2 separate regions of the Homo sapiens genome follow, and region 2 is linked to region 1. A link is an interaction called in ENCODE POLR2A ChIA-PET data of the cell type or tissue named here. Cell type or tissue: GM12878. All regions are shown on one strand. Each heading gives the region's core, and the rest is flanking DNA. Links, peaks and the distances in the headings are about the cores only.

The links. ChIA-PET counts read pairs that join two places held together with the same protein. Peaks named below come from ENCODE experiments on the same cell type or tissue, not always from the same donor. Only the 100,000 strongest peaks of a DNase experiment are listed, where the experiment ranks them.
Region 2: POLR2A ChIA-PET joins it to region 1 with 6 read pairs; 3 of 35 experiments call an interaction of 5 or more read pairs at or near these places.

Annotation. Positions count from the first base shown.
Region 1 is chr19:7,332,373-7,344,554 of GRCh38, reverse strand. No RefSeq gene overlaps it. Among named protein-coding and RNA genes, the nearest start is that of ARHGEF18, 10 kb to the left of the region's middle. RefSeq lists enhancers at 3,144-3,213, 3,274-3,383, 6,785-6,894, 10,649-10,748. In GM12878, for the core only: a CTCF peak has its summit at 6,957; a DNase peak (open chromatin) is centred at 6,704; H3K4me3 peaks cover 258 bases; H3K27ac peaks cover 3,438 bases.
Region 2 is chr19:7,208,159-7,216,749 of GRCh38, reverse strand. All of the region lies in intron 2 of INSR (insulin receptor), which reads left to right. Among named protein-coding and RNA genes, the nearest start is that of INSR, 82 kb to the left of the region's middle. RefSeq lists enhancers at 3,092-3,637, 3,638-4,184. In GM12878, for the core only: a CTCF peak has its summit at 3,143; a DNase peak (open chromatin) is centred at 2,581; H3K27ac peaks cover 3,137 bases.

The sequences.
Region 1 (12,182 bases), core at 4,298-9,297:
ACCTCAAGAGATCTGCCCACCTCGGCCTCTCAAAGTACTGGGATTACAGGCGTGAGCCACCGTGCCTGGCCTTAACCATTTTTTTAAATTTAAAAAATGATTTTTAAAATGTGTATACATTTAAGGAGTATAAAGGCAACTTTGTTACATGGATAGATTGCGCAGCAGGAAGCCTGGGCTTTAGTGTAACCATCGCCCAAGTAATGTACATTGTAGCCATTAAGTCATTTCTCATCCCTTACCCCTCCCGCCCTTCCTCCTTTACCCCTTCCGGGTCTCCACTGTCTAAAATTCCGCACTATGACCACGTATACACATGATTTAATTCCCGCTTATAAGTGAGAACATGCGGTATTTGACTTTCTATTTCTGAACTGTTTTACTTAAGATGATAACAGCCTACAGTTCCATTCATATTGCTGCAAAAGACATGATTAATTCTATATTTTAACCCTTTGTTTTTGTTTGTTTGTTTGTTTGTTTTTGAGACAGGGTCTTTGTCACCTGGACTGGAGTGCAGTGGTGGGATCACAACTCACTGCAGCCTCAATGTCCCAGGCTCAAACAATCCTCCTGCCTCAGCCTCCCGAGTAGCTGGGACTACAGGTGCGTGCCACCATGAGCGGGTAATTTTTAATTATTTTTTGTACAGAAGGGGTCTCATTATGTTGCCCAGGCTGGTCTTAAACTCCTAGACTCAAGCAATCCTCCCATCTCAGCCTCCCAAAGTGTTGGGATTACAGGCATTAGCCACTGCCCCCAGCCCATTTTAACCTTTTTTTTTTTTTTTTTTTTTTTTTTGAGACAGAGTTTCTCTCTTGTTGCTCAGGCTGGGATGCAATGGCGCAATCTCTGCTCACTGCAACCTCCACCTCCTGGGTTCACGCGATTCCCCTGCCTCAGCCTCCCAAGTAGCTAGGATTACAGGCACCTGCCACCATGCCCAGCTAATTTTGTATTTTCAGTAGAGACAGGGTTTCACCATGTTGGCCAGGCTGGTCTCAAACTTCTGATGTCAGGTGATCCACCCACCTCGGCCTCCCAAAGTGCTGGGATTACGGGCGTGAGCCACCGCCCCTGGCCCTTGTTAACCATTTCTAAGTGCACAGTTCAGTGGCATTAAATGCATTCGCATTGTTGTGCAATCATCTCCAGCACTTTCTCATCTCCAAACTGAAACTCTGTCCCCATGAAACCCTCGCTCCCCATCTCCCTCCCCAGCCCCTGGCACCCACCATTCTGCTTTCTGTCTCTGTCAATCTAGTGACGGTAGGGACCTCCTATAAGTGGAATCACACAGGATTTGTCCTACTGTGCCTGGTTTCTTTCACCCAGCGTAATGTCTTTAAGGTCCATCCATGTCAGCAGGTGTCAGAATTTCCTTCTTTTTGCATCTGAATCATATTCCATTGGTGGATAATTGGGTTATTTCTATCTTTTGGTAATTGTGAATCATGCTGCTAAGAACATGGGTGTATAGGCTGGGCGTGGTGGCTCACGCCTGTAATCCCAGCACTTTGGGAGGCCAAGGCGGGTGGATCACGAGGTCAAGAGATCGAGACCATTCTGGCCAACATGGTGAAACCCCGTCTCTACTAAAAGTACAAAAATTAGCTGGGCGTGGTGGCGCTCGCCTGTAGTCCCAGCTACTTGGGAGGCTAAGGCAGGAGAATTGCTTGAACCCGGGAGGCGGAGGTTGCAGTGAGCCGAGATCGCGCCACTGCACTCCAGCCTGGGCGACAGAGCGAGACTCCATCTCAAAAAAAAAAAAAAAAGAACATGGGTGTATAAACATTTGTTTTGAGTCCCTGCTTTCAACATTTGGGTATGTACCGCTGGAGAGATTTTTTTTCCTTCCTTCCTTCCTTCCTTCCTTCCTTCCTTCTTCTTTTGTGGTGTTGTTTGTTTGTTTCTGAGACAGAGTCTCACTGTGTTTCCCAGGCTGGAGTGCAGTGGCGTGATCTCGGCTCACTGCACTGCAACCTCCGCATCCCGGGTTCAAGCGATTCTCCTGCCTCAGCCGCCCGAATAGCTGGGGATTATAGGCATGTGCCACCACACCTGGATAATTTTTGTATATTTAGTAGAAACAGAGTTTCACCATGTTGGCCAGACTGACCTCAAACTCCTGGCCTCAAGTGATCCACCTGCCTCGGCCTCCCAAAGTGCTGAGATTGCAGATGTGAGCCATCACGTCCAGCAGAATATATGCAATAGAACACAGGTCAGCAAAGTATAACCTTTAGGCCAAGTTTAACCCAATGCTTACTTTTGTAAATAAAGTTTTTATTCTTGTTTTCTGAGAGACAGGGTCTCATTCTGTCACCCAGGCTGGAGTACAGTGGTGTGATCATAGCTCACTGCAGCCTCGACTTCCCAAGCTCAAGCCAGCCTCCCTCCTCATCCTCTGGAGTAGCTGCGACCACAGGCATACAACACCGCGCCTTGCTATTTTATTTTATTTTTGTCCTTTTGAGACAGAGTCTTACCCTATTGCCCAGTCTGGAGTGCAATGGCGCAGTCTTGGCTCATTGCAACCTCCGGCTCCTGGGTTCAAGAGATTCTCCTGCCTCAGCCTCCCAAGTAGCTGGGATTACAGGCATGTACCACAATACGTGGCTAATTTTTTTTTTTTTTTGTATTTTTAGTGGAGATGGGGTTTCACCATGTTGGTCAGGCTGGTTTTGAACTCTTGACCTCAGGTGATCCACCCACCTCGGCTTCCCAAAGTGCTGGGATTACAGGCATGAGTCACCCTGCCCGGCCTTATTTTATTTTTTGTAGAGACAGGGTCTCGCTATATTGCTCAGGCTGATCTCAAACTCCTGGGCTCAAGTGATCCTCCCACCTCGGCCTCCCAAAATGCTGGAATTACAGGCATCAGCCGCCCCTGGAGGGTTTTAAGCAGGGGCCTGTGAACCTATTTTGCTTTCAGCTTTAAAAGATGCCTTGGCCAGGTGCGGTGGCTCATGCCTGTAATCCTAGCACTCTGGGAGGCCGAGGCAGGCGGATCGTGAGGTCAGGAGTTCAAGGCCAGCCTGGCCAATATGGTGAAACCCCGTCTCTATTAAAAATCCAAAAATTAGCCGGGCATGGTAGCACACGCCTGTAGTCTCAGCTACTCGGGAGACTGAGGCAGGAGAATCGCTTGAACCTGGGAGCCAGAGATAGCAGTGAGCCAAGATCGTACCACTGCAATCCAGCCTAGTGACTCCATCTCAAACAACAACAACAAAAAGCCTTTTTCTTCCAGCCTTAGCTGCTATCATGGAGATGGCCACGTGGGGGCAGCACTTCCCCATGGCTTCTCCTCTGGCCAGAAAGACCACAGAAAGCAAAACAGGAAAAAAAACCGACCCTTGTGGAAAGCCGGAAGGCTTACAGGGGCCAGGCAGCAGCCTGAGTTAGTGAGGGCCATGGGGTGTGAGACACGGGTTTGCCCTTCCTTCTACCACGCTTATTTTTTTCTTGGAGTAGTCTCACTGTGTTGGCCAGGCTGGTCTCAAACTCCTGGCCTCAAGTGATCCTTCCTCCTCGGCCTCCCAAAGTGCCGGGATTACAAATGTGAGTCACCACACCTGGCCTTTTCTCCCACTTTTGACAGAGACGTGGCAGAGTGAAATATTCCTGTGCTGCAGAAAACAACATAATTTCAGTTGGGTTAAAGATGAAATGTGAACAATAAACCAATACAGATCATAGAAGGAATTTACAAGGCTATTTTTACAATTGAGGGTTGAAAACATGCTTTTTTTGAAATTGTTGTGTGTGTGTTTTAACTAAGACAGAAAACCCAGAAGCTATGAATGAAACCACAGAAATACTTAATACATAAAAATCTATATAAACGTGGCCGGGTGCAGTGGCTGATGCCTGTAATCCCAGCACTTGGGGAGGCTGAGGCAGGTGGATCACTTGAGGCCAGGAGTTAGAGACCAGCCTGGCCAACATGCAGAAACCTTGTCTCTACTAAAAATACAAAAATTAACTGGGTGTGGTGGTGGGCACCTATAATTGCAGCTACTCGGAAGGCTGAGGCAGGAGAATCACTTGAACCCTGGTGGCAGAGGTTTCAGTGAGCTGAGATCTCACCACCACACTCCAGCCTGGGTGACAGAACAAGACCCTGTCTCAAAAACAAAACAGAACAAAACAAAACGAAACAAACAAAAAACTATATAAACATCTGTTAAAAATCTTATAATAAAAATAAATATAACTAACAGAATAATTTTATAAATTATCAGGGAAGTATATACAAAAGCAATAAAGAAAGATGAATTGGTTGCCTGAGAAGGGTTGGTACCTTTATATGCAAAGAGATTTCACACATTGATAAGAAAAAAACACAACAGAAATAGAAAATTAAGAATTTGGGGCCGGGCTTGGTGGCTCATGCCTGTAATCCCAGCACTTTGGGAGGCTGAGGCAGGTGGATCAGTTGAGGTCAGGAGTTCGAGACCAGACTGGCCAACATGGTGAAAATTAGCTGGGCAGGTGGTGGGCACCTACAGACCCAGCTACTTGGGAGGCTGAGGCAGGAGAATCGCTTGAACCTGGGAGGCAGAGGTTGCGTCAGTGAGCTGAGATCGCGCCATTGCACTCCAGCCTGGGCAACAGAGGGAGACTCTGTCTCAAAAAAAAAAAAAGAAGAAGAAAAAGCAAGAAAAGAAAAAAAGAGAAAGAAAGGGTGTGAACAGGCATGTCTCAGAAAAGCACAGACGGGAGCCAAAGAATGATGAAAATATAGTTCCCAGAAGCCCAGAGAGTGCGAATTTCAGGGAGCTGTTCACTTCATATCTAAGAGTGCGGCAATAGCAACCACCAAAAGGAATGTATCTGATTATCATCTTACTGTAGTTGAAATTATATTGGAAATTAGAACATGTATTTATGAAATTCTACAGTCTTAATTTGTCTACATGATTTCTAATATTTTCTTTTTTCTTTTCTTTTCTTTCTTCTTTTTTTTGGGGGGGTCGGGGGACAGGGTCTCCCTCTGTCACCCAGGCTGGAGTGCAATGGCACAATTTCAGCCCACGGTAACCTCAACCTCTCAGGGGCTTAAGCGATCTTCCCACCTTAGCCTCCTGAGTAGCTGGACAACAGGTGGCCACCTCAAGTGGCATTTCTTTTTCTTTCTTTCTTTTTTATTTTTCTTTGAGAGGGAGTCTCTGTCTCCCAGCAGTGGCACAATCTCGGCTCACTGCAACCTCTGCCTCCCAGATTCAAGCGATTCTCCTGCCTCAGCCTCCCGAGTAGCTGGGACTACAAGTGCGTGCCACCACGCCCAGTTAATTTTTGTATTTTTAAAGACAGGTTTTCACCATGTTGGCCAGGATGGTCTCAATCTCTTGACCTCGTGGTCCTCCCACCTTGGCCTCCCAAAGTGCTGGGATTACAGGCGTGAGCCACTGCACCCGGCCAAATTGTATATTTTCTTGGCAATTATGAATAATATCACTACAAACATTTATGTCAAGACTTCAATGTGAATATGCTTTCATTTATCTTGGTAAAATACATAGGAATAGAATTTCTGGGTGCTATGACAAATGTATATTTAGCGTTGTAAGAAACATTTTAACTGTTTCTTTTGTCTTTTCTTTTTTTGTGATAGAGTCTTCGTCTGTCACCCAGGCTGAAGTGCAATAGCACGATCTCGGCTCACTGCAACCTCTGCCTCCCTGGTTCAAGTGATTCTCCTGCCTCAGCTTCCTGAGTAGCTGGAATTACAGGCGCATGCCACCATGCCCAGCTAATTTTTGTGTTTTTAGTAGAGACGGGGTTTCGCCGTGTTGGCCAGGCTGGTCTCAAACTCCTGACCTCAAGTGATCCTCCAGCCTCGGCCTCTCAAAGTGCTGGGATTACAGGCATGAGCCACTGCACCCAGCTGGACTGTTCTTCTTTATTCTTCTTTTGGTCCTCTTTCAGTTCTCTCCCTCTCTGTCTCTGTCTCTCTCTCTCCGTGTGTGTGTGTGTGTGTGTGTGTGTGTGTGTGTGTGTGTGTGTAGGCAAAAAGCTTAGATTAGATAATTAGGCTGGGCACAGTGGCTCATGCTTGTAATCCCAGCACTTTGGGAGGCTGAGGCAGGAGAATCAATTCAGCCCGGGAGTTCAAGATCAGCCTGGGCAGCATAGCAAGATCCTGTCTCTACAAAAAATTTAGAAATTAGCCAGGCATGGTGGTGCCCACCTGTTGACCTAGCTACTCAGGAGACTGAGATGGGAGGATCCTTTAAGCCTGGGAGGTGGACACTGCAGTGAGCTATGATTGCCCCACTGCACTCCAGCCTGGACAATAGAGTGAGATCCTGTCTCAAAAAAAGAAAAGAAAAGAAAAAGAAAAATAGATCTATATATATGCAGTAGATGTTACTTATTCAGACAAGTGAGAGTACCTAGCACACTTCTGGAAATAGGGTTGCCAGATCAAATATAGGAACCTGAGTATCTTATATATTTATCCGTTAAATGTGGCAAGCCAATTCAGGGACTCTTTGTGATAGCATCTGTGTCCCCAGGGGCTGGTTCCCCAATTCTCATAGTAACACGGGGTGGGGCAGCAGGCTGGGCTCTTTCTTTTTCGCATCCAGGCTGTTGGACCCCAGAGAAACCACAAGGGACTTTAGAGGCTTCAACAGGAAAACCGCATCTTAATATAACCCAAGAACTGAACATTCTCGTAATGAGATGTCCACAGAAGCACAGTGCCATTACTTTACATACTTCCAATGGCAAGATGTGTCCTGGCGTGGCTTCTGGCACTGGTTATGAATCATAAAAGAGGGGTCACCCCTCTCTGAGCACTTTCTATGTAGTTTATTTAATCTCATGCAATCTTCACAACCATCCAAGGAGGAAGGCCCTGTTGGCTTTATTGGCCCCGTTCTGTAGATGAGGAAGCTGAGGCTCAGTGAGGCAAGGCTCTGTGACACACTGTCCCCCAGAGGCTGCAGCATGCAGAACCCCTTAGAACATCTGCTTTGTTAACGGCATGTTGAGAGACACAGCCTCTGGGAACCTGTGTTAGGCACGTTGGCCGAGGGGCCGGGCACCCGTATTGCTAACCCTGCCTGTCTCTGCCAGTGACCTGAACTCACACAGATGGTGCAGTGGACAACCTCTGCTCACCACTTGCACCTGCAGAAGACTCATCAGGGCACACAGGGCCATGCCACAGCAGTTCCCTTCCCACACTGCATTATTCAGTAAGCACAAAGCAATATGGCAGGTGTGATAGTTGGAGCCCAGGTGAGCAGCCCCTGAGCCCCAGACTTGGAAGTCCAGGGAGGCTTCCTCAGGAAGCAGTGCCCAGCACATACCTGAAGGATGTGAAGGACCTGGGACAAGCACAGGGCCACAGGTGATTGCACTCATCCACAGCAAGGAGAACCAAAGGGGAAAGTGGCTATAATGGGGGAAGCTAGAGACAGAGGCCATTGTGTCTGGGTCCAATGGCATAGCTTTAGCTTTTATCCCTAAGGCAATGGGGAGACATGGGAAGTTTTATGCGGAGGGGAGGCAAAGTCTGCTCTTTGTTTCAGAAAGCTCCCTTTAACTGGGCATGGAAGGAATGGTTAGAGGGTATAATCCTGGAAGCTGGCAAGGTGGCAATGCTGTCATTCAGGAAGACAGGACAGTGGCCCAGCCATAGGAGGGAGAAAAGTGGGTGACTCGGGGGGGAATTCGAGAGGCAAAATGAGCTGGACTTTGTGTAGATATGGGTGGATGGGGAGCGAGAATGCCACCCAGCTCTCAGCCTGACTCCCCAGCGGACAGGGTCTGGGACAGGCTCCAGGGTCAGCACTTTTGACTGACAGCCTCAAGTCTATGGGTGTAGTGTCCCTGTCCACTTCCCTCCATTCATCTATTTGCATTTCCTGAGCCTGGAACTTTCCAGCTGCTCCTCTGGTTGCCCTGGAAGGGGGAGGGCTGGGAAGGAGGTCTCCCATCCCAGCAGCTGGCCCGCAAGGCAGAGGCTGCCCCCGGCTGACGCTCTTCCTTTTCCTCCAGGTAGCACTGTGCCAGGGCATCTGGGAACCCCAGAGGAAGGGCAGGGTGTCCAGCGGGTGGGCAAGGGGTCATGGCTATGGGCTCCTCTCTTCCCATGAGCTCATGGGCTCAGCACCCTGCCAGGTGTCAGCAGGAGAGGGCTCAGGAATCCTAGGTGGACGGTGGGGGCTGAGAACCTGTGTTTGTCATCTGGACAGGTGTGTGGATGTCACCCTGGAGGCACATCTGGCTCTTTATCCTTTAGTCTGCTCAAACAGTACTCCCTCAAGGGACTTCACCTCTCTCTATCTCTCTGCTCCCCTCCATACCTCCCCCATTTTGTTTTCTGAGTCGTCTTTATTTTATTTATACGTTTATTTTTGAGACAGCGTCTCACTCTGTCACCCAGGCTGGAGCGCAGTGGCACCATCTCAGCTCACGGCCACCTCCGCCTCCAGGGTTCAAGTGATTCTCCCGCCTCAAACTCCTGGGTAGCTAGGACTGTAGGCTTGCACCACTGTGCCCGGCTAATTTTTTTTTTTTTTTTTTTTTTTTTTTTTTAGTAGAAACAGGGTTTCACCATGTTGGCCAGGCTAGTCTCACACTCCTGGCCTCAAGAGATCTGCCCGCCTCAGCCTCCCACAGTGCTGGGATTACAGGCATGAGCCGCCTTGGGTCCGGCCTAGTTGTATAATAATTTCATTATGTATTACAATGTGGTAATAATATAACAACAGTGCATCATAGTGCACAGTAAATGTAATGTTCTTGAATCATCCTGGAACCGCCACCTTCCAACTGTCTTCCATGAAACTGGTCCCTGGTGCCAAAAAGGTTGAGGATCTCTGGCTTTAACACCATCCCCTTTGTGCTATTCTTGTGACAGTGTGACAATAAGTTCTCGTGAGACTCTGTCATTTAAAAGTGTGTGACACCTCTCCCCTCCCCTCACTCTCTCTTGCTCCTGTTCCTGCCATGTAAGACGTGCCTGCTCCTTCTTCACCTTCTGCCATGATTGTAAGTTCCCTGAGGTCGCCCCAGAAGCCAGCACCCTGCTTCCTGTACAGCCTGCAGAACCGTGAGCCAGTTAAACCTCTTTTCTTTATAAATTACCCAGTCTCAGGTATTTCTTTATAGCAATATGAGAATGGACGAATACATCATCCATCCATCCATCCATCCATCCATCCATCTACCTACGACTCTAACTATCTATATATCTATCTACGTAGTATGTATCTATTTTTTTTTTTGAGACAGGGTCTTGCGCTGTCTTGCCCAGGCTGAGTGCAGTGGTGCCATCATAGCCTAGTGTAGCCTCAACCTTTCAAGCTTAAGTTATCCTCCCACCTCAGCCTCTCAAGTAGCTGAGACCACAGATGCATACCACCACACACAGCTAATTTTTTATTTTTTTGTAGGGACAGGTTCTCACTATGTTGCCCAGACTGGTCTCAAACTCCTGGACTCAAGGGATTCTCCCACCTTTGCCTCCCAAAGGATTACAGGCCTGAGCCACTGTGCCTGGCTCTGTCTGTCTGTCTGTCTATCTATCTATCTATCTATCTATCTATCTATCTATCTATCTATCTATCTATCTATCTATCATCATCATCATCTATGCATCCATCTATCTATAATTCTATCTATCTATCTCCCTCTCTCTGCCTCTCTCCCTCCCCAACACTCCTTTCCTATCTCCCAGGCTGTCATTCATACAACACAGGTTCTACCAGTCAAACCAATTCATAAAATCACAAAACCAACCCAGATTCAAGGGCTGAGAGGTAGATTCCACTTCCTAACAAAATCAGACAAAATTGCAGTCATATTTTCAGGTCAACCAGAATAGCCCTTCCCCAACCTCACAGCCCGGGACTTGGGTCTTGTGATGCTTCCCACAGTGGGGAGTTCAGTTTAAATGCCTTCGCTCCACCATTCAGGGGTTTCTACCCCTAGCAGGCACAAACATCCATTAAAATATAAATGGCCTCAGTTTCTTTCTTTCTTTCTTTTTCTTTTTTTGAGACAAGGTCTCATTCTGTTGCCCAGGCTGGAGTGCAGTAGCATGATCTCAGCTCACTGCAGCCTCTGCCTCCCAGCCTCAAGCGATCCTCCCACCTCAGCCTCCCTAGTGGCTGGGATTACAGGTGCGCACCACCACGCCTGGCTAATTTTTGTATTTTTAGTAGAGACGGGGTTTCACCATGTTGATCAGGCTGGTCTTGAACTCCTGACCTCAAGTGATCCACCTGCCTCGGCCTCCCAAAGTGCTGGGGTTACAGTGGTGAACTACCATGACTGGCCCTTCAGTTTCTTAAGAACCCTGCCTTGAGCAGCAGTCATTGCAGTGTGCATAAAATATATAGTTAATACATACAAATATTTTGGATAAAAATGACTTTTGAGCACTTTCTTTTTTTTTAGTTTTTCCCTTCTCCAATGTGACTATTGTGTTTAAAAAAAAAAAAAAGCAGTCAGCTGTCATCTGACAGAGGTTTCTTAGGAGAATGGGAGGGGTGCTGAATCCCCAGCCCTCTTCCTGGAAGGTAGGTGGGGGTGACCCCAGGGCTGTGTTTGAGGACGTGAGAAAGAATGACTCGCTGACCGGTTAGGACCTTCCCAAGCTTTCCTGAGCCAGACCTGGGAGAGGTTCCCACGGCAGACGATTCACATCCGAAGGCTAGGGGACTTCCCAAAGCTTAGCCCCAGAGGGCAGCTACGGAGGCGCCCACCTCTTAGAATGAAGTTGTAACAATTGTTGCATTTAGTCAGTGTGGGCTGAGTGCCAGGCCCAGGACTAAGAAGTTATGAACACTGCTTTATATCTTCCTCCCAACAAATCGAACACACAGGCTGCCTTTTCGTCCTTCAGACAGACCTCTCTCCAGCCTCCGGGACTTTGCACATGCTGTTCTCTCTGCTCAGCGTTCTCTCTTCCAGGTCCCCTCTGCTTCCGGGATCTTCACGGATGGCCCCTTCTCATTCTCTAGACTTGAAGTCACAAGTCACCTCAGGCAGGCCTCCCTCCACATGCCCCCCACCCCTCTACTTTCTTTATTCTACTCTCATGACACTTCTTGACTTTATTCATTGTTACTGGGATTTATTCATTGTTCTCTCTCTGCAGCTGGAACGGAAACTTGTACAATCAGGAACCTGTCCAGTTTATTTCCAGCCACGTTCCATGCTCCTCTACTTACCACTCATGTGGGAAAGTTGCTTAACATCTGTGCCTCCTTTGTCTGATGTATTCACTGGGTATGATGATATTTTTTTTTTTTTAAACAGAGTCTGGCTCTTGTTGCCCAGGCTGAAGTGCAATGGCGTGATCTCAGCTCACTATAACCTCCACCTCCCAGGTTCAAGTGATTCTCCTGCCCCAGCCTCCTGAGTAGCTGGGATTATAGGCATGAGCCACCATGCCTGGCTAATTTCTTTCTTTTTTTTCTTTTTTTTTGAGAGGGAGTCTCGCTCTGTCGCCCAGGCTGGAGTGCAGTGGGGCGATCTCAGCTCACTGCAAGCTCTGCCTCCCGGGTTCATGCCATTCGCCTCAGCCTCCCGAGTAGCTGGAATTACAGGCATATGCCACCACGCCTAGCTAAATTTTTGTATTTTTAGTAGAGACAGGGTTTCACCATGTTGGCCAGGCTGGTCTTGAACTCCTGACCTCAAGTGATCTGCCCTTCTTGGCCTCCCAAAGTGCTGGGATTATAGGCGTGAGCCACTGCACCCAGCCTTTTTTTTTTTTTGAGACAGAGTCTCGCTCTGTTGCCCAGGCTGGAGTGCAGTGGCTCGACCTTGGCTCACTGCAAACTCCACTCCCTGGGTTTAAGCGATTCTTGTGCCTCAGCCTCTCAAGTAGCTGGGATTACAGGCATGTACCACCCTGCCTGGCTATTTTTTTGTATTTTTTCACCATGTTGGCCAGGCTGGTCTTGAACTCCTGGACTCAAGTGATCCACCCACCTTGGCCTCCCAAAGAGCTGGGATTACAGGTGTGAGTCACTGCGCCTGGCCAATGATAATCATTCCTACTTCAGAGCAAACCCATGTAAAGTACTTAGAAAACAGTGTCTGGTGTGTGTGCACTCAAATGATATTCACTATTATTTATTATTAAGTGCACACCTAAAAAAACCTTCATGGAAGGAAGAAATGGAAGTTAACTGCCCCACTCTGGGCAT
Region 2 (8,591 bases), core at 1-5,000, 120 kb after region 1:
ACCCAGCACCTGGGCCTGGAAACCCCCTCTGGGCGGGTCTCTAGCCAGGGGCCAACAGGAGTCAGAGCAGGGCCTTGGTGAGAGGTGGATACGGGGCCCCAGCATCCTGATGGCCTTGCTGTGGCTTCTGGGGACACCTGCAGTGGCTCCATTACACCGTGGCAATTTGTTCCTTCCCAGACCCCCTGGATACAAGGGGCCTGCATTTTCGAACCCAGAGCCCGGGGACATCCCCCGTGGTTCCCTGTTACCCTCTGGATGTCTGTCCTGCTACTATGCACCTCTCCCCAACTCCTGGTACACAGTGGGAGTTCAGGGGCCGTCTCATTTGTACCGCATAACATCACGGAGGTCCAAGACGCCATGTAATATTCTGTTTAGGATTTCAGAGGCACAGTCAGTTACATCCATCTTCTTTTTGTCTTTGAGACAGAGTCTTGCTCTCTTGCCCAGGCTGGAGTGCAATGGCACGATCTCAGCTCACTGCAACCTCTGCCTCCTGGGTTTAAGCAATTCTCTTGACTCAGCCTCCCAAGTAGCTGGGATTACAGGTGCACGCCACCACACCTGGCTAATTTTTTGTACTTTTAGTAGAGACGGGGTTTCACCATGTTGGTCAGGCTGATCTAGAACTCCTGACCTCAGGTGGTCCACTCACCTTGGCCTCCCAAAGTGCTGGGATTATAGGCGTGAGCCACCGTGCCCAGCCTGCTTCCATCTTCTTAGCCACTTTTCCCTCAGGTGAGACCATGAGATTAGGAACCTGTTTCAATTCCCGTCGGAATTTCCCAACAGAGCTGGGGCTTTGTGATTCGAATATGTTCAGAGAAGGAAGCAGAAGGAAGCAGAAATGAAGGATGTTATCAGAAAAGGAGACTCAGGGTTGGGTGTGGTGGCTCACGCCTGTAATCCCAGCACTTTGGGAGGCCAAGGTGAGTGGATCACCTGAGGTCAGGAGTTTGAGACCAGCCAGGCCAACATGGTAAAACCCTGTCTCTACTAAAAATTACAAAAATTAGCCAGGCGTGGTGGCATGCGCCTGTAATTCAAGCTACTCGGGAGACTGAGGCAGGAGAATCACTTGAACCCGGGAGGCGAAGGTTGCAGTGAGCCAAGATCATGCCACTGCACTCCAGCCTGGGTGACAGAGCAAGACTCCATCTCAAAAAAATAAATAAATAAATAAATAAATACAGGAAAAGGAAGCTCGGTAGTTTTCAGGGGCTGCTGGCGTTTCCAAGCTTTAGGCATTTTGCTTTGAGTCTTTTTCTGTCTTTCGAGTCATCCTGAAGTGGAACCGAGAGAGGACTGAGTGGGTGGAGGGGGTGGTGGTGGGGACGGCTGTCTGCTCTGCTGGAATTGAGAGTCTGGGAGATCATTGTGGTGTTTTTGGAGTGATTCTTAACCCCAGATATAGACAGTGACACAAGGGGCATAAATACGAGGAACAGTGACCTTCCCTGGTGTCCTTGTTTGAAGCATTTGACCATCTGGGCAAGGCCTGGGAGTGTCTGAACTGGCTGGTGCTTCCATGAACAAGCACAGACTCAGAGCCCATGGTCCTGGGTTCGAATCCTAGTTCTTCCACTTCTTTGCTGTATGACCTTTGTCTACAAAAAATAAAAATTTAGCCAGGCACAGTGGCGTGTGCCTGTAGCCCCAGCTACTCGGGAGGCTGAGGCAGGAAGATCCATTGAGCCCAGGGGTCGAGGCTGTAGTGAGCTATGATTGCACCACTGCACTCCAGCCTGGGCAACAGAAGCAGACCCTGAAGAAAGAAAGAAGCTGGGAAGACAGGGAAGAAGGAAGGAAGAAAGGAGGGAGGGAGAGGGGAAGGAAGGAAGGAAAAAAAAGGGAGGGAACAAGGAAGGAAGGAAGGAGGTGGGGACGGAGGGAAGAAGGAAGGAAGGAGGGAGGGAAGGAAGGAAAGGGAGGGAGGGGAGGGAGGAGGGAGGGAGGGAAGAAAAAAAGGGAAGGGAAGGAACTTTGGAACTACTGAACATCTCTGTTTCCTCATCTATAAAAAGAGGGATAAGTCATCATCATATCTTCCTCTATGGTCATTGAGTGGATGAAATAAGACAGCATTTGCAAATCCCCTAATGCATACCTGGCCCCTGATTTTGTTCCTTGGGCTGCAGCGATGATAGAGGTTTAAAACCTCCAAACGCTGTGTTGAAATCTCTCACGTGGACAACCAGCCCACCAGCAGAGAATGTCATTTTTCCATCCTGGGTAAACAGGGTAGAGAAGAATGAGGACCTCAGGCCAGGTTAGAGAGACCTCGCTTGGTGACCTTGGGAAGGCTTTTAACTTTTAACTTTAATGCTAACATCTGGTTCCCTCCAGTTAGGCAGTCGGCGGCCTAGCCGTCTTGTCTTGAAGTTTCTCTTGCCTTCCATCATGGGTTTATTTGTTCAGCAAATGTTTATGGAGGGCCAGCACAGGGGGGAATAAGAACTAGAGTTCTGGGAGGACGTGTGAAGAAACAAGTTCCGAGCCCCAGGGAGGAAAGAGGTCATTGCCTCCCTCTGGGGAAAATGTCTCTTCTCATACCTGGTTCACTTCTTAAATGGAATTTCCCCCTTCAGATGAGTAAGGCGTTTAATCACAAAGAGAAAACACCTTCATCACATAGCCATCCTTAAAAGGCATTTATTGTGAAGCTGGTTCATAGACTTCTCGCCCAGGTTGCTAACAGCCAACCTGTCTGGGTTTTGGGAAGTTAAAGTGTCTGTATCCCATTTCCTTTTTTTTTTTGAGACAAAGTCTTGCCCTGTCACCTAGCCTGGAGTGCAATGGCACAATCTCTGCTCACTGAAACCTCTGCCTCCCGGGTTCAAGCGATTCTCCTGCCTCAGCCCTCCCGCGTAGCTGAGATTGCAGGCGTGCACCACCACGCCTGGCTAATTTTTTGTATCTTTACTAGAGATGGGGTTTCACCATGTTGGTCAGGCTGGTCTCGAACTCCTGACTTCGTGACTCACCAGCCTCAGCCTCCCAAAGGGCTGGGATGACAGGCGTGAGCCACTGTGCCCAGCCAGTTCTGACTTTTTAACTTGTGATTTGACTTTTCCTGTCTGAAGTCTTTCTCTGCTGGACGTGAGTTGTTGAAGGTGTTGCTTTTCTTTGTAGACAATTAGAGGCGCTCATGCACTGGGCTATGGACAATAATACTTTGAAGATGTGCAAATGATTTGCAACCTTTGTTGCATAAATTATCCCTCTGAGATGCTGTTTGGCTTGATAAATAAAGGACCTGCAAGAGAGAATTTATCTTGAGCATTCCTTGGGGGAGAGAAGCAAAGGGGAAGTGAATGCTGCATAATAATTCTTTGCATACTTTATGGAGGGTGGGTTCCTGCAGTGCCCTGTAGGGTTTTTTGTTTGTTTTTTTTTTTTTTTTTTGAGATGGAGTCGCTCTGTAGCCCAGGCTGGAGTGCAATGGTGCGATCTTGGCTCACTGCAACCTCCGCCTCCCGGGTTCAAGCGATTCTCCTGCCTCAGCCTGCCAAGTAGCTGGGACTACAGACGTGCTCCACCACGCCCAGCTAATTTTTGTATTTTTAGTAGAGACAGGGTTTCACCGTGTTAGCCAGGATGGTCTCGATCTCCTGACCTCGTGATCCGCCCACTTCGGCCTCCCAAAGTGCTGGGATTACAGGCGTGAGCCACCGCGCCCGGCCCCCTGTAGTGGTTTAAAGCATCTTCACTGTTATTCTAAGCCTCACATTTTAAACAGAGCTGAAAAAGGACTCTAATTGCTGGCCTGGGATCCTTGTGTGCTGTAGGAATTCACTGAGGGGGCGGGGCTGGAGAGGGCTGCTAGAGGGTGGTACAGAAGCAGATGGAACTTTCTCTCTGGCTGGACACAGTAGCTCACACCTGTAATCCCAGCACTTTGGGAGGCTGAGGTTGGTGGATCACCTGAGGTCAGGAGTTCGAGACCAGCCTGGCCAACATGGTGAAGCCCCGTCTTTACTAAAAATACAAAAAATTAGCAGGACGTGGGGGTGGGTGCCTGTAGTCCCAACTACTTGGGAGGCTGAGGCAGGAGAATCGCTTGAACCCGGGAGGTAGAGCTTGCAGTGAGCCGAGATCATGCCATTGCACTCCAGCCTGGGCAACAAGAGTGAAACTCCATCTCAAAAAAACCCAAAAATAAATTTAAAGAAAAATTTTCTCTCTGATTCTGCCTGCCTGCCTGCTAGACTGGAAGCACCATGAGGTCAAGGTCCACGATGTCTTGTCGCTATTGAAGCGCCTCCAAAACATGGCAGACCCTCAGCAAATCTTGGACAGATGAATGGGCATTCGATTCAACATGTGTCTGCTAGGTGGGAGCTGAGCGGGAATCGCAGGGCTTGGGTCCCGGGGATGATGGGGAATGGCAGTGTGACTGTGGGGAAGCCAGGGGAATGGGGTGCTGGAGCCCCCAAAGCTATAAATCAGGGCCTGATGAACAGACAGACAGATGGACCAACTTAACCATTTCAGCCCCATCGGCTTTGATGATTTCCCTCTGGCTCTGGCAAGAGTCTCGCTCACCAAGTGGTTCTCACCCTAGGGTGGGTCTGGATATTTCTGGGGACATCTGTGGTTGTCACACGTCGGGGTGGGGGGAGATGCTCCTGACATGGAGTGGGTGGAGGCCAGGGATACTGCTCAGCACCCTGCAATGTACAAGACGGCCCCTCCCCAGATGAAGATCCGACTCTGAATACCACCAGTCCTGAGGCTGAGAAACCCTACTTTAAGATAACAGTGATGGGGGAATTATCCACCCCAGAGTCTGAGTCTGTGACTTGGGAAACGGCCCCGGCATTACCAGGTGTTGAATTCGTGAGAATACAAGGAGAAGGCGTGTAGCCCGTGACCCAGTCCTGCCCCAGACAAACCGATATTCCCTCCAAAGCTCTATTTGGCAGAAGAAGTGTTTTCGTTCCCTCTTGCCTGTGGTATCTCCCCTGATAAGCGTTGTGGATTGTTCCAGACCGTGTTGACGGGGACAGCTTCCTTCTCCGCGGCTGCCGGCCCTGACCCTGCAGCTTTCAGTCTGTGGGAGTAGAGTCAGCTGTTGAGCAGTTTACTCTGTCCCTGTGTCAATGGGATTGTGCATGTTTTGGTTCCTGAGGGGTCATTGATGGTGCACTTTTCTTTTGTTGTTAGTCAATTTAATTTGTTACTAATAATAAAATCTGGAACTTACCTGACCCCAAAGGCCCAGGTCGTTAAGAATGCTTGGTGGAATGCACGTCCTTTTCAAATACCGGCTCCTTTGGAAAACACAGAGGATGGAGTGAAATCCTTACCTGGATTGTACTGGCAGTGGGATGACAGCGTCACCTCCTGAAAATGGAATGTAGCTTATTGCTAAATAAGACAGCGCAGTGCCTCCCTCGCACCTGTCATCTTGGTGCTTAGAGAGGCCAAGGTGGGAGGAATTCTCGAGGCCAGGAGTTCAAAACCAGCCTGGGCAATACAGAAAGAGCCTATTTCTACTACAAATATAAAAATTAGCTGGGCATGGTGACATGCACCTGTAGTCGCAGCTACATGGGAGGCTGAGGTGGGAGAATCGCTTAAGCCCAGGAAGTCGAGGCTGCAGTGAGCTGTGACTTGCTACTGCACTCCAGCCCATGCAGCTGAGCGAGATCCTCTTTCAAACAAACCAGCCAACTAACAAGCAGGCCCCAAGGGGACAATTTTTCTGGAATTACCTGATTGTATCAAGAACAGTTTGATCAACACCTGTAATCCCAGTACTTTGGGAGGACGGATCACTTGAGGTCAGGAGTTAGAGACCAGCCTCGCCAACATGGTGAAACCCTGTCTCTACTAAAAATATAATAATTAGCTGGGCATGGTGGTGGGTGGCTGTAATCCCAGCTACTTGGGAGGCAGAGGCAGGAGAATTGCTTGAAACCGCGAGGCAGAGGCTGCAGTGAGCTGAGACTGTACCACTGCACTCCAGCCTGGGCCACAGAGTAAGACTCTGTCTCTCTCTGTCTCTCTGTCTCTGTCTCTCTCTCTCCATATATACATATATATTTATATATATAACTTATCTTGAAGACGGTTTTGGCACGCCTTAACTTTTATGCCAGAGGCCAGTGCCTTGCTTGTGTCACCCTGGTTCCAAGAATCTGCATAGTTTTTCCCAGCCCATTCTACAGACAGGGAAACTGAGGACCAGGCACACTAGGTTCCCCTCCAGGAGTCGCACAGCGAGGAGAAAGTGGAGCCATGACTTGATGCCAAACACTGAGACTCCAGAACCCATATTTTCTCAGCTCTTAGGTTTTTGTCAATTTCCTAAATTTGTGTGTGTTTTAGTGGGGCTGAGTTTCTCCTGTTAATTTGTTTATGGAGAGGAGACACTCTTGTTTACTTTTTTTTTTTTTTTTTTGAGACAGAGTCTCTGTTGACCAGGCTGCAGTGCAATGGCTCAATCTCGGCTCACTGCAACCTCCACCTCCTGGGTTCAAGCGATTCTCCTGCCTCAGCTTCCCGAGCAACTGGGATTACAGTCACACACCACCACACCTGACTAATTTTTGTATTTTTAGTAGAGATGGGGTTTTCCCATGTTGATCAGGCTGGTCTCAAACTCCTGACCTCAGGTGATCCACCCGCCTCGGCCTCCTAAAGTGCTGAGATTACGGGTGTGAGCCACTGCGCCTGGCTCTTGGCGTTCTCCCTTAGTAATACTTCTTGGGGGTCATTTTGAATCTCTGTTTCTTCTGTGGTCACGTTCATTTGGAATTTACTTATTCAACCCACAACCAATAGACATTTCCAGCCCTTTGTTAGTATAAACAGAACTTCTCTTTGACTTTCACAGCGTTTTTGTTCTGGAGGTGCTATCCTTGATTGCTAAGACACCCACGACATTGCTCTTGGAATTGGAGTAGGGTGGATGAAATAGTATTCAAAGATGGGGGTGGTGCAAATGTTCTGTATTTCAACCTGTACATTAGTCAAGTGTTATTTTTACCCTCATGTACATCTATTATGGAATAAAATACATGACTTTGGCCAGGCGTCATGGCTCACACCTGTAATCCCAGCACTTTGGGAGGCTGAGACGGGAGGATCGCTTGAATCCAGGAGTTCGAGACCAGCCTGGGCAGCATAGCAAGACCCCTTCTCTAAAAAAAAAAAATTAGCTGGGCATGGTGGTGTGTGCCTATAATCCCAGTTACTCGAGAGGCTGAGGCAGGAGGATCAGTTAAGCCTGGGAAGTCGAGGCTGCAGAGAGCTGTGATAGGCAGCCTGGGTGACAGAGAAAGACCCTGTCTCAAAACAAAAAACAAAACAAAACATGACTTTTATGGAGTTGAGCTCAACGTTTGCATACACATGAGGAGCAGAAGCTGGAGGTTTCAAATAAATATCTGGCTTCTGCAGGCTGCCTGGAGAGAGGTGAGAGCGATGCATTGGTCACCCAGCCTGGAGTGCAGTGGTGTGATCACAGCTCACTGCAGCCTTGACCTTCTGGGCACAAGCAATCCTCCTGCTTCAGCTTCCTGAGTAGCTGGGACCACAGGTGTGTGCCACTATGCCCAGCTAATTTTATTTATTTATTTAGAGATGGAATCTTGCTCTGTCGCCCAGGCTGGAATGCAGTGGCACAATCTTGGCTCACTGCAACCTCTGCCTCCTGGGTTCAAGCAGTTCCCATGCCTCAGCCTCCTGAGTAGCTGGGATCACAGGCATGTGCCACTATGCCCAGCTAATTTTTTTTTTTAATGGAGTCTTGCTCTGTTGCCAGGCTGGAATGCAGTGGCGCCATCTTGGCTCACTGCAACTTCCAACTCCCCTGTTCAAGCGATTCTCCTGCTTCTGCCTCTCGAGTAGCTGGGATTACAGGCACGCGCCACCATGCCCAGCTAATTTTTGTATTTTTAGTAGAGAGGGGGTTTCGCATGTTGGCCAGGATGGTCTCGATTTCCTGACCTCGTGATCCGCCCACTTCGGCCTCCCAAAGTGCTGGGATTACAGGCGTGAGCCACTGCGCCCAGCCTAATTTTTGTACCCCTAGCCGAGACAGGGTTTTGCCATGTTATCTAAGCTGGTCTCGAGCTCCTGGGCTCAAGCGATCCACCCGCCTGGGCCTCCCAAAGTGCTGGGATTACAGGTGTGAGCCACTGCGCCCGGCCACAGCTGTTGTTTTCTCACTGGCTTGAGAATTGTTCTCTTAAGCTGGTCAAGGTTATGACGGTTTGTGTGGCCTGTGCACGTGTGTGTGGTCAAATCCCATTTTTCTAAAGCAAAGTTTCTATTTGGGTATCTGCTGTTTAATTTTTCAGGGATTTTTTTTTTCCGGTTGCTAAGGAAAGTACATTAAATTTTATCTTTGTATCCTGTAGAACTCTTTGTGAATAATACACGGCCAGAGGGAAGATAGGCTGAGGAAACAGATAGGAAGGAAGTTCAAGGGGGGGATTTCTATGTGAGAACCAAGAAACACCTTTGATCTTTAGATTTCAAAGTGGGAAGTTCAAGGTGAGGTGGGCGTGGAATTAGGAGTAAACCCAAGAAGAGCGAGTGGGCGGTTCCTCCTGGCAGCCACAGAATAGTTACGTGGC